Linked DNA regions of Homo sapiens: regions 1 and 2 are each linked to region 3. Evidence: chromatin contacts called from ENCODE Hi-C data. All regions are on one chromosome and are shown on one strand. The core of a region is the stretch at or near the end of the contact, and the rest is flanking DNA. Distances in the headings are between cores, read along the strand shown. Region 1 has its middle 22 kb from the start of BCAS1-AS1. Region 2 has its middle 86 kb from the start of BCAS1-AS1. Region 3 overlaps BCAS4 (breast carcinoma amplified sequence 4).

Region 1 (4,394 bases), core at 1,461-3,960, 3.1 Mb after region 3:
TGCAATCACTTGTTTGTCCCTGGCCAGGGAGAACATCCTTCCAGCAGCCTTGCCTGGATCTGCTGAGTGAGCACCCAGGCTCCCAACACTGCAGGGGAGGGGGAGAAGCAGAAGCAGTGATTGTCTCTACTTTTATTTTTAGATGATCAGTGAGACAAAGCTGCCTGCATGAGGCAAGTTGTCAAGACCTCTGACTTCCTTATGGATCTGAAGCCAGCTTCTCAGTCTTCTCTCATTGTATCAGTTTCCTATGGCTTAAGGATAACAAATGTCCTTAAGCACTAAGTGGCTTAAAACAACACAAATGCATTAGCTTACAGTTCCAGAGGTCAGAAGTCCAACACAAGTCTCATGCAGCTAAAATCAAGGTTTTGCCAGTTCCTTCTGGATGTACAAGAGGAGAATCTGTTTCCTTGCCTTTTCCAGCCTTAGAGGCTGCCCACATTCCTTGGCTCATGGCCTCTTCTCCACTGAAAGCCAGCAGCGTTGGCTCTCTCTGTGCCTTTCTTCTAGAGTCACATTTCTTTCTGACTACTTGACTGTCTTCTTCTTCCACTTTTAAGGACCTATGAGATTACACTGGGCCACTTGGATAATCCAAGCTGAACTCCTTATTTTAAGGTTAGCTGATGAGTCAAGCTAATTCTGTTTACAATCTTAATTCCCTCTTGCCATGCAAGGGAACACAGTCATAGGTTTTGGGAATTAGGATGTGGATATTTTTAGAGAGCCATTGTTCTGCTGATTGCACTCCCTGATGTTCAAGTCCAACTTTAACTCATAAGCTCCTTACTCTCTTAAAATGGCCCTAGGTTGATAGTTTGGTTCCAAGACTTATAAGGTGTGTGGATAATGGTAACAGCAACAGCAATAATTACAGCAACCATACACCAAGAACATGCTATGAAGCAGGCACAGGAGACACATGATATCATCTGATCCCTGTAGGACCTGATGGAGTAGGCATCATCATCCCTATTATAGATGGGGAAACCGAGGCCTGGGCAGTATAAATAATGAGCCCAAGGTTACTCGGCTTTTAGATGGCAGATTCAAGATTGGAACTATAGCTTGCCTGACTTTAACGACTTCCGTCCTGACAGCAAATGACTAAATAGCAAACCTCTACCCTGTCTCCAAGTCAAGCTTCCTCTGAGCAGAGATTTTAGATGAGGAATAGAGATGATGTCTGTCCAATGCTTAGTGCAAAAGAGAACCCAAGACATGGAAGTTTAGTTAGGTAGCTTAAAAACAATATTATTGGCCTGGCGCAGTGGCTCATGCCTGTAATCCCAGCACTTTGGCAGGCTGAGGTGGGCAGATCACCTAAGGTCAGTAGTTCAAGACCAGCCTGGCCAACATGGTGAAATCTCATCTCTACTAAAAATACAAAAATTAGCTGGGTATGGTGGTGGGTACCTGTAATCCCAGCTACTTGGGAGGCTGAGGCAGGAGAATCACTTGAACCCAGGAGGCAGAGGTTGCAGTGAGCTGTGATTGTGCCACTGCACTCCAGCCTGGGTGACAGGGCAAGACTCTGTCTCAAAAAAATAAAAAATAAAAATAATATTGTTGCCTCTATCTCCCCTTTCCCTTTCCCCTTCTCTTTCCCTCCCCTCCCCTCCCCTCCCCTCCCCTCCCTTCCCCTCCCTTCTCCTCCCCCTCCCTTCCCCTCCCTTCTCCTCCCCCTCCCTTCCCCTCCCCTCTCCCTTCCCCTCCCCTCCCCTCCTCTCCCTGGCATCTTTTAAAGTGGGTGACAATGGGGTAAGGGTTTAGATCTAGGCTCTAAGTTTAGGCTACCCAGGTTCAACTTCTAATATTGTCACATTAGCTGCTTCCACTTGGGTCCACCTCACCCCTGTAAGCCTCAAGTTCCTCCTCATTTGTAAAAATCGTAGTGTGATACTATCTGCCTTGCCAAGTGCTGGGTGGATTAGAAACAATCATGCATGCATAGCACACGGTAAACGATCACTATTAAGCCACTCCCACATGTCCATTATTGAAGCAGGTGGTGTGAACAAGAGAGGCATGTATGGTCTTTGTTCACAAGCATCTCTCCCTCTCTCCCTCAGCCTTTCTTTCTCTGTCTTTTACACACACACACACACACACACACACACACACACACACACCAGTTAATGACATCAAGGGGGAAGTTAGGAAAGATGAAAAATTGGAGACCAAGACGGTCATAACATGGTTCTAATTTGTGGTTAAGAAATTCATGAAGGAATAGGTCAATGTGTACCCAGAGAAAGGAAAGATTCACTTATGAAGAACGTGGGAGTGAATCACAAGACTGTCACTGTCTGCAACCCTTGAAGGGGCCCCTTGACCATCTTGCTGGGCGATTTGAATCACCAGATGTGGTCTACCACAGTGTCTCTCATGCCGCTGCTCACATATGAACTTCATGATTTTTGCCATATCTCTTGCTGCCTTGTTTAGTGTTGACTTAAGATTTTTCTTTCATTATTTGGATATTGACTACACTGACATAAAAAGGAAACTTTATGTCACTATGGTAAATGGGAGGCTGATTTTCTTGCCACAGATAGAAACTGTGAAAAAAATACATACCGTTTTTTTTTTTAAAGAATGCTTTTTTTAAACTTTTTTTTTAGGTTCAGGGGTACACGTGCGGGTTTGTTATATAGGTAAATTGTGTGTCATGGGGTTTTGGTGTACAGATTATTTTGCCACCCAGGTAATAAGTATAGTACGAATAGGTAGTTTTTCCATCCTCTCCCCACCCCACCCTCCACCCTTAAGTATATATGTGTTCATGAAAATACACAACTATTAAAAGTAATACAGCCAGGTGCAGTGGCTCATGCCCGTAACCCCAGCACTTTGGGAGGCCGAGGCGAGCGGATCACCTGAAGTCAGGAGTTTGAGATCAGCCTGGCCAACATGGTGAAACCTCGTCTCTACTAAAAATACCAAAATTAGCCGGGCGTGGTGGCGTGCGTCTGTAATCCCAGCTACTCGGGAGGCTGAAGCAGAAGAATTGCTTGAACCCACGAGGCAGAGGTTGCAGTGAGCCAAGATCGCATCACTGCACTCCAGCCTGGGCAACAGAGCGAGACTCCACCACAAAAAAAAAAAAAAGAAAAAAAAGTAATACATAATGTTGCCGATAGCTCTCTGAATACCCTTCTGTATCCCACCAGTGTTTGGTATAACATACTTCAGGGTGCACCACTCTTGCAGAAAAAGCTGAAAATTCTGTATCTTTAGTTATTTGATTTTTTTTTTGTTTTAGAAATGGGGTCTGGCTCTGTCACCCAGGCTGGAGTGCAATGGTGCCATCATGGCGCACTGCTGCCTGAATGTCCTGCACTCAAGCTATCTTCCTGCCTCAATCTCCCTAGTAGCTGGGACTACAAGGCGTGAGCCAACACGCTGGCTGGATTTCTGCATCTTTAGGTTCTTAATCCTTAACCTTTTTGCTTCTCAGTTTCTCATCATTAGAATGGGGCTGTTTCACTGTGCACAGTGTCTCACACCTGTAATCTCAGCACTTTGGGAAGCCAAGGCGGGAGAATCTCTTGAGGCCAGGAGTTTGAGATCAGCCTGGGCAACAAATCAAGATCTCCATCTCTACAAAAAATTTAGCCAGGCATGGTGGTGTGTGCCTGTAGTCTTAGCTATTGAGGAGGCTGAGGCAGGAAGATCACTTGAGCCCAGGAAGTTGAGACTGCAGTGAGCTGTGACCACACCACTGCACTCCAGCCTCGGCAACAGAGCAAGACCCTGTCTCAAAAAAAAAAAAAAAAAAAAGAGTGAGGATGTTTATAAAAAGAGTCATTATTATTGAGAAATGACTGAGCTGAGCATTTTGCACCCATTCGTTAATATAGCCTTCATAAAGTTTCCATAATGATGTGGTATTATTGAGGTGGTATCTATGAGGCCACCGAGGCACAAAGAGGTAGTTTTGTTCTGTCACACAGCTTGTCACTGCAAGGAGTGCGAACCCAAGACCATCTGAACATGAAGCCTTGACATCCTGCAGTCCTGCCTCTCTGTGCTAGCCACTTCATGGGGGCTGAGAGCAGCCGAATTAACTAACGATGAAGAAGATGCACTGGGGATAAAGAGGAGAGGCTACTTACTGGTGCTTGCCGTGGGCCAGAGACTCCTGGAAGTACTTTTTCTGTATCAACTCATCTCATCCTCATCATAGACGTATAATGGAAGTCTTAGTATTATTCCCATTTTACAAATAAGGATGTTGAGGTACAGAACCTTTAATTAACTTGCATCCAGTAAGTGCTGAACCTGAATTGGAACCTAAGGGGTCTGGTTCCAGAGCCTGTCCCCCAACCTGATAAAGGCATCACACAGATGGTACAACTGTTTATATCATCACCGGTGACAGTTTCAAC
Region 2 (4,162 bases), core at 750-3,249, 3.0 Mb after region 3:
ATGATAAATGATATCAGGCAACCAATTGCTGATGTATGTGAAACTGTGAAGTACTAGGCAAATGGAATATTATTTAAACATACTCTTCAATTAGTTGAATATGAAAGCTACTTTGGTGACTTCTGATTTTTTAGAATCAGAAAATTTCCTCCCTTCCTTTCTTCTTCCCTCCCTCTTCCCTCCCTCCCTCCTTCCCTCTGTCCCTCCCTCCCTCCTTCTTTCTTCCTCCCCATCCTCCTCCCTCTTTGTCTCTTCTTAATTTTTTCTTTCATCTTCTTTTTGGCTTGTTGGTTAATGTAGAGATATAAGTGTTGTAACAAATAAGTTACTATTATTTTCTAGTATGTTCCAAGAAGCAAAAAAAAAAATATTGCTTGCCTGATTTATTACCAGTTTATTCTGTTCCTGCTGTTAAAAAATTAGGGAAAAAAAAGGGAAAGGAAAGAAAAACATTTCCAGTTCGTTGAGCTAACTGGTGGGTGAGAGGCTGAGAAATGATACCATCCTTGCGAAGGCAGATATTATGTCCCAAGAGCACACGATGTGTATGTTCTCAACCTTCTGGCTCTGTTCCACCTTGGTAATAATCCAACCAGTTAATTCCGTGGGACTTAAGCTTCTGGTCTTTGTCTGAACAAATCAGAAATTGCCAGAAAATGTTAGAACAAATTGTAGATCCCAGTTGTAGTGAAGGGTAGAATATATCCCAGAAACAAAACAAATGACTTAATCCATTGTCAGATGTGGGGGCTCTATGATTCATCCCTTAAAAGAGAATTATGGTAGGGCTTACTTCCCAAGTGAAAGAAAGACAATGTGCTCTTCCATCTAATCCGATTGTAGGAAAATTTCGGAATGTCACCTTTTAGAGTAAACATTGCTTGACTCTTAGATTAGGTCTGTAATTTATGGTGCAGGATCTCCTTTAGAGTTTTCAGTAAAGAATGCTGTATTTGTTCCTTTTCTGTTTGCAAAAATAGGCGTTTGGGTGTGACATCCCTTAGGGTGATCATTATCAGTGGATCATTTTACATATTCTTGTGCCAATTCTAAAATAAGCACATATATTTCTCAACCAGTTGAGTATCTCCTAAATGATGCTTTCTTCTCAGTGGGAAGCTTTGGATACTTATGAAAAAAAAAATCAGAGTTCTTTAAGTTGGAGAGTCCACGCTGATATTCATCACAATTTGCATTTGAATAGTACAAACTACAGGAAACCATGGTTGGGGGGGGAGGTGAAATTTTTATTATGTGCTTGGCGAGGAGTCTCTGAGTGTTTATAGTTTGGGAACGGATACTAGCAGAAGGCTTTCTGTTGTTGTTAGGGACGGCTCACATTCCCTTCCCACCCACTCACTGCCATCTACAGCTCAGCTTTGGAGTCAGAATAGCACTTTTCCTACGTTTAGTAGGACTAAGAAAGATTTTTTTTTCTCCCCTTGGCATATTCCTGCAGCTGGATATTAGGGAAGCAAGGAAGCTGTTGAATAGCTTTCTAGCTAACCACATTCATAGTATTCTTTCTCATCTTCCTTCAGAGTTTCTGTTTAGTTTTGTTCTGTTCTAAGGACCTATTTCCTCTCTAATGAAATTTTCGTAGGACCCTGTTGTTTGAATGTTTGTTTCTGGACCCTTTGAGGTTTCTTTACTGGCATTGTTATTTTGATTGGAGAGCCAATTTGCTATCTGTGAACTTTTGCAGATGCGTGAATCGTGAGTGAGATAGAGAGGTGACATATATTTGAGTGTGTGGTATGGGGGAGAGAAAGAGTCACTTTTTGTGCTCTTCCGGGCACGTCTTCAAACACACCATGCTGTCCCCCACACAGTGAGTAGAATTATCCCAACTGTTTTTAAGTTTTAAAGTGCTAACAAACAGAAAAAACAATGAAAATAATTTTCTCTTCAAGGATCTCTGAGAACTCTGGCCACACCTCATTCTTAAAAGCATAATATGTGAGTGACTAGGACAGAATTCTTTCCCTGGATTCCCTTAGAGAATGTCTCACGAAATAACGTCTCATGGCAATGAATCATCGGCTCAGGATCCGACCAGTAAGCCACTGGCCACATTTCTATTTTTAAGAGTCACTAGGAAAAGTTGGAAATAATTTTAGAAAATAAAGAAAATACTCTTTGGCCTTTCTTTCATTTTCTTTTCATTTGGGGAGTAAGTGGAGAATGGGGGAAGAGATCTCATGTCTTTGATTCATGTAAAGCCAAGTTCTGGAAATATAGCAAACGCAGGAGAACTCTTTCTTAAGTGGTAGGAACAGTCCTAATTCCCACAGTTTAGGTTATCTGGTCTATTTCAAGGTTTTGGTGCGTGAGGTTTGGTGTCAACAGCATGATATGATCTGTGGTATACTTAGGGTTCCCAAATATGAATGTAGAAGCATTGAAATAATTTATTTTATTGGATTTGAATTCACTAAATATAGCCCTTGAGTCATGTATAAAATCTCATTGTTCTAATATGAAACAAATGCTGAGTTTATTGTCAAGCCTAATTAACATGTCATGAACATGGGGCACCTGTAAATGATAGAATCTGAGTTAACAACAGCTCTCTGACTGTGTGCACGGGCTGTTTGGAGGGCTTCTTCATGCTCAAAGTTCAACGGCATTTAGAGTTTCAACAGTTCACTGCTTCAATTTTTGTTTACTTTCGTTTCCCCTGGGCAGAACTCTCTAATCTGGGTTTAACTTTTTATACTATACTTGTGAGAGGTGCTCAAATTACCCTACTCCAATAATAGCATACTCTTCATATGGGAAATTTGAAAAGTGCCTCTGCCCACTCTATACAGAATTTCCTGTGCTGTACATTTATCCTGCTGAGACAGGAAACACAATTATTGTTTGGAATTAAGCTAGACCCTTGAGGAACATGAAGTTCTGCTTATGGTTTCCCCACCCCCCTCCATCATCAGACATGGGTGTTGTTTTATCAGAAATAAATAAAAACGGATAATGTAGCTACAAATAGCTACAGGGAAGGAAAAATCTATTTGTAAGATTTTTATTACTTGTGCCTAAATAAGATGGTTCTCTGAACATTTGCTGACTGTTTACAAGAGAAAAATAATTATTCCTGGCTTGTAAGCCTGTCAGGCCATCACAGAAGAAGGTACAAACTATTTCCACATTTTTTAACCCCCTCAGTTTCTCTATGATTATTCGTTGACTATTTTAGCTGGTGACACAATGAAAAAACAGAGTCTAAGCAATTTCTCTAGGAATCAAGATTTATCTGCATTTTTTTTTTTTTTTTTTTTTTGGCCAGAGTGGCGTGATCTTGGCTCACTGCAACCTCCGCCTCCCAGGTTCAAGCGATTCTCGTGCCTCAGCCTCCCAAGTAGCTGGGATTACAGGCATGTGCCACCATGTTCAGCTAGTTTTTGTATTTTCAGTAGAGACGGGGTTTTGCCATATTGGCCAGGCTGGTCTTGAACTCATGATCTCAGGTGATCTGCCCACCTTGGCCTCCCGAAATGCTGGGATTACCGGCATGAGCCACCATGCCCGACCTTGCATCTTTGGATAATCAAATATTACCTCTTCAGAAAAGACTTCCATGGAAGCCCCTTATGAAATACTGCCAGAGCCCTCACCTCCCATATGGCTCCATTTTCTTGTCCTGTTCACTTTCTTCAAAGCATTCATCACTATGAAGTATTATATTAATATATGTATTATTTACTAGCTTATACACCTCTAGGACAGTGCTACCCAACAGAAATATAATGCAAGCCACACAGGAAATTTAAAATTTTCTAGGAGTCATATTAAGAAAGTAAAAAGAGGTCAGGCGTGGTGGCTCACTCCTGTCATCCCAGAACTTTGGGAGGCCAAGGCAGGCAGAGAGCTTGAGCTCAGGAGTTCGAGACCAGCCTGGGGAACATGATGAAACTCCATCTCTACTAAAAATACAAAAATTATACTAGCTGGGCATGATGGTACACACCTGTAGTCCCAGCTACTCAGGAGGCTTATGTGGGAGGATCGCTTGATCTCAGGGAGGTCAAGGCTGCAGTGAGCCGTGATCATACCACTGCACTCCGGCCTGGATGACAGAGTGAGACCTCATTTCAAAAAAAAAAAAGAAGGTAAAAAGAAAATGAATACTATTATATTTATTATAATAGTAGTGTTTCAT
Region 3 (4,095 bases), core at 1,176-3,675:
GCTGGAGTACAGTGGCACAATCTTGGCTCACCGCAACCTCCTCCTTCTGGGTTCAAGCAGTCCTCCTGCCTCAGCCTCCTGAGTAGCTGGGACTACAGACGCGTGCCACCACGTCTGGTTAAATTTTGTATTTTTAGTAGAGACGGGGTTTCGCCATGTTGGTCAGGCTGGTCTCGAACTCCTGACCTCAGGTGATCTGCCCACCTTGGCCTCCCAAAGTGTTGGGATTACAGGCGTGAGCCACTACGCCTGGCCAAACCGCTAATTATTTCCCTAATTTTTACACAAGTGCATGAAGCAGTTGTACACTGGCAGGCCCTCTGCACGTTCGTTATTGGCTTAATTTGTGAAGCATTAAAGGGTTTTTTAAATGTGTTCCAATGTTTAAACATTGGGGCATTTCCTATCAAATTAGGATTTCTGGCTTCTCTTGGAAAATGGAAAGATCTGGCAGCTCCGGGCCTGCATTTCCTGATGGCAGCTAGTGGCCAGCAGCTGGAGGACTGGATGAGCACCTCTCAGATCACAAGCCTGATGGCCTGTTTCACTCATTTATGTTAATGTCCAGCCTGATGACTGGGTTTTATTTCTTCTTCTTTTTTTAAAGACAAGTTCTCACTCTGTCGCCCAGCCTGGAGTGCAGTGGTGCGATCACTGCTTACTGCAGCCTCAGCCTCCTGGGTAGCTGGGACTACAGACATGCACCACCATGCCTGGCTAATTTTTTTTTTTTTTTTTTTTTTTTTTTTTTTGAGACGGAATCTCGCTCTGTCGCCCAGGCTGGAGTGCAGTGGTGTGACCTTGGCTCACTGCAGCCTCCGCCTCCCGGGTTCAAGCGATTCTCTTGCCTCAGCCTACTGAGTAGCTGGGACTACAGGTGTGTGCCACCACACCCGGCTAATTTTTGTATTTTTAGTAGAGATGGGGTCACCACATTGTCCAGAATGGTGTCGATCTCCTGACCTCGTGATCTGCCCGCCTCAGCCTCCCAAAGTGCTGGGATTACAGGCGTGAGCCAGTGCACCTGGGCTAATTTTTTTTTTTTTTTAAAGGGATGGAGTCTCACCATGTTGCCCAGACTGGTCTCGAATTCCTGGACTTAAGTGATCTTCCTGCCTCGGCCTCCCAAAATGTTGGGATTACAGGCATAAGCCACTGCTCCCGGCCATGGACCCTTTACATAACATAAAAAATTCAAGTTTCCCTTGTCAGAGTCCCTTTCCCAACTCCTCCTGCCCAGGGCTAAGTAAGCCCTGTTAATAGGGTTTCCAAAGAAACTATGGGATGCCCGGTTGAATTTGAATTTCAGATAAACAACAAATTTTTTAAGTATAAGCACATCTCTTAACTATTAGCAGTCTGGCACATATCATTCCAGGCCTTTCTCTGTGAAGACATGTACTTTTTTTTGAGACGGAGTCTCGCTCTGTTGCCCAGGCTAGAGTGCAGTGGTGCAATCTTGGCTCACTGCAGCCTCCGCCTCCTAGGTTCAAGCGATTCTCCTGCCTCAGCCTCGGAGTAGCTGTGACTACAGGCACACGCCACCATGCCCGGCTAATTTTTGTATTTTGAGTAGAGACGGGGTTCTGCCATGTTGGTCAGGCTGGTCTCAAACTCCTGACCTCAGGTGATCCGCCCGCCTCACACATTTTTTTTGGTATGGTTTGTATCTGACACCGTCTGCAGCTTGCTTTTCCTCTCCGGGGTATCACCGGGGCCACTGTGTTTATTAGAGCAGGCTGTGAGGTTGTGGACTCCATCTGGATTAGGATCCTTGCCCCGCTGTTTGTTAACTGTGTGATCTTGAGCAGGTTACCCCACCTCTCTGAGCCTCCGTGTCCTCATCTGTACAACGTGGAGGATACGGGTAGCTTTGTTATTTCCTGTATTTGTTGATCTTGTCTCTTTTGAAAGCTGCATAGAATGGAGAGGCCGTGGTGGCTTTAACCAGTCCTCCGTGATGGGCGCCAGGACTGCTGCCTGTTTATTGCTCTTTCAAAGGAGGCAGTGGAAGGGGGTCGAGCAGGAACCGGGCACATAATCCTAAGACTTAGTTTGCTTTAAAAAAAAAAAAAAAATGAAGGGTGTTTGTCTCCCTGGAAACCACTTGCTAATCTCCAGGATATCGTCTCTTTTTCAGGCGAAGGAGGTGGAGGAGACCATCGAGGGCATGCTCCTCAGGCTGGAAGAGTTTTGCAGCCTGGCTGACCTGGTGAGTGGCTGCCTGGAAGGCGTGGGTTTAGGCCCAGGCCAGACTTCAGGCCCTTGCTGGAGTTTTCTGCGGAAGCCATTTTGGTGGTGAGTTAGCAACCAGGAGGAATGGGGCAGCGGCCAGCGCTGAGAGGAAAGCCACGTGCAAACACTCCCTCCTCTCTCTCTCTCTCGCTCTCTCTCTCTCACTCAACCCCAAGTGCTTCCTGAGGCGGCCATCTTGATCTCGTCCTTCCCTCGAGATGGTTTTTATTCCGCAGAGGAGCCAGGAGTGGACCACAAGGTGGCACTCTCGGGCACCGATGCAGGGAGCCGTTCAGCGGGGACGCTAGACTATATTTAACTTTCCTCAGCTCTGCACCGTCCCCTGTGCAAACATGGAGACAGCCAGGAAATGGCTTCAGGCCTGCGAGGCCTAGGAGGAGCCTCTTGCCCAGGCCACAGCCCGTGGTGGAGTTGGGCATCGAGTTCCTTCCTGAATCCTTCTGTTCTCTCTGCTTTTACCTCCTACTCTGTCTGGTTGGCCCAAATCTACTAGCCTGGCTGAGGAGGAAGATGGAAGACAATGGCCCAGAAGACAAAGCCTCCCACGCCAGAGTCTCTAGAAATCGCCTCTAGAGGCTGGGTGCAGTGGCTCACACCTGTAATCCCAGCACTTTGGGAGGCCAAAGCGGGCAGATCACTTGAGGTCAGGAGTTCAAGACCAGCCTGACCAACATGGTGAAACCCTGCCTCTACCAAAAATACAAAAATTAGCCGGGTGTGGTGGCAGGCGCCTGTAATCTTAGCTACTCAGGAGGCTGAGGCAGGAGAATTGCTTGAACCCGGAAGGTGGAGGTTGCAGTGAGCTGAGATTGCGCCACTGCACTCCAGCCTGGGTGATAGATCAAGATTGTGTCTCAAAAAAAAAAGAAAAGAAAAAGAAATTGCTTCTAGATCCCAGTGTTCCTAGGATTGCTGCCAGCCAGGTGTGGAGCCCCCAGGAGTGCTGATAGAATTTTCTAGAAGCTCCCAAGCTTATTAGAGGCAAACCAGTAACCTGGGCTTGAGGTGTCTGCCTGGAGGCCCAAAGGGTAGAGCTCCATATTGTGACCAGGCCCTGTGTCTCCCCAGAGTGGAGGAAGCCTGGCCACCTGGGCCCAGTGGTGTGCGTTTATGTCCCTGAGAAGCACCGTGTCCGGACCCTGAGAGTGTTTGTGAGAACCCAAGGGAGTAACAGTAACAGCAGCCCCAGATGTTCATTGAACGCCTTTCTTTGTGCCCGGCACAAAGCCACCCTAGACAGCAGGCACTGAGTCATCCCTACCTATTCAGCGGACCTCGGCCCAGCCTCTAGGGTCACAGCAGAAATCCCAAGAGGACCTATATGGTTTCTTCTCTTGAGTCAATTTTTACGTTCAGATGTGGGTCCAGGTGGGAGCTAGGTAACAAGACAGGCTTTTAACAGCCTGGATTGTCCTTTCTTTACCACCACGCATTGGACTCTTTCTTTCTCTTTCTGTCTTTGTCTTTCTGTCTTTCCGTCTTTCTGTCTTTCCGTCTTTCCCTCCGTCCCTCCCTTCCTTCCTTCCTTTCTTCCTTCCTTTCGAGATAGAGTCTCGCTCTGTCCCCCAGGCTGGAGTGCCGTGATGCAATCTCGGCTCACTGCAACCTCTGCCTCCCGGGTTCAAGTGATTCTCCTGCCTCAGCCTCCTGAGTAGCTGGGATTACAAGCATGCACCACCATGCCTGGCTAATTTTTGTATTTTTAGTAGAGACAGCATGTTGACCAGGCTGGTCTTGAACTGCTGGCCTTAAGTGATCCTCCCGCCTCGGCCTCCCAAAGTGCTGGGATTGATTATAGGCGTGAGCCACCATGCCCGGCTGCATTGGGCACTTTCTCAT

Evidence for each region. Hi-C counts contacts between places; a loop is a spot of excess contacts on that map. Pooled maps may share reads with other maps.
Region 1: a loop to region 3 is called in a map with no recorded cell type, with 4 times the contacts of the local background. The contact joins two enhancer-like sites. A Hi-C loop is called at or near these places in 2 of 37 single-sample maps with no recorded cell type and 2 of 50 pooled maps.
Region 2: a loop to region 3 is called in a map with no recorded cell type, with 9 times the contacts of the local background. The contact joins two enhancer-like sites. A Hi-C loop is called at or near these places in 3 of 37 single-sample maps with no recorded cell type and 2 of 50 pooled maps.

The regions. Positions count from the first base shown.
Region 1 is chr20:53,891,126-53,895,519 of GRCh38, forward strand. No RefSeq gene overlaps it. Among named protein-coding and RNA genes, the nearest start is that of BCAS1-AS1, 22 kb to the right of the region's middle. Within about 2 kb of position 2,711, at least 7 of the 41 ENCODE cell types and tissues checked have a DNase peak (open chromatin) inside an H3K27ac peak, as active enhancers do.
Region 2 is chr20:53,827,557-53,831,718 of GRCh38, forward strand. No RefSeq gene overlaps it. Among named protein-coding and RNA genes, the nearest start is that of BCAS1-AS1, 86 kb to the right of the region's middle. RefSeq lists enhancers at 1,168-1,277, 2,544-2,688 and a cis regulatory region at 2,610-2,623. Within about 2 kb of position 2,000, at least 29 of the 41 ENCODE cell types and tissues checked have a DNase peak (open chromatin) inside an H3K27ac peak, as active enhancers do.
Region 3 is chr20:50,816,071-50,820,165 of GRCh38, forward strand. It overlaps BCAS4 (breast carcinoma amplified sequence 4), which reads left to right. Exons shown (of 5, transcript NM_198799.4): 2 at 2,141-2,212. Among named protein-coding and RNA genes, the nearest start is that of BCAS4, 23 kb to the left of the region's middle. RefSeq lists enhancers at 2,656-2,705, 2,716-2,765, 3,253-3,302. Within about 2 kb of position 2,426, at least 22 of the 41 ENCODE cell types and tissues checked have a DNase peak (open chromatin) inside an H3K27ac peak, as active enhancers do.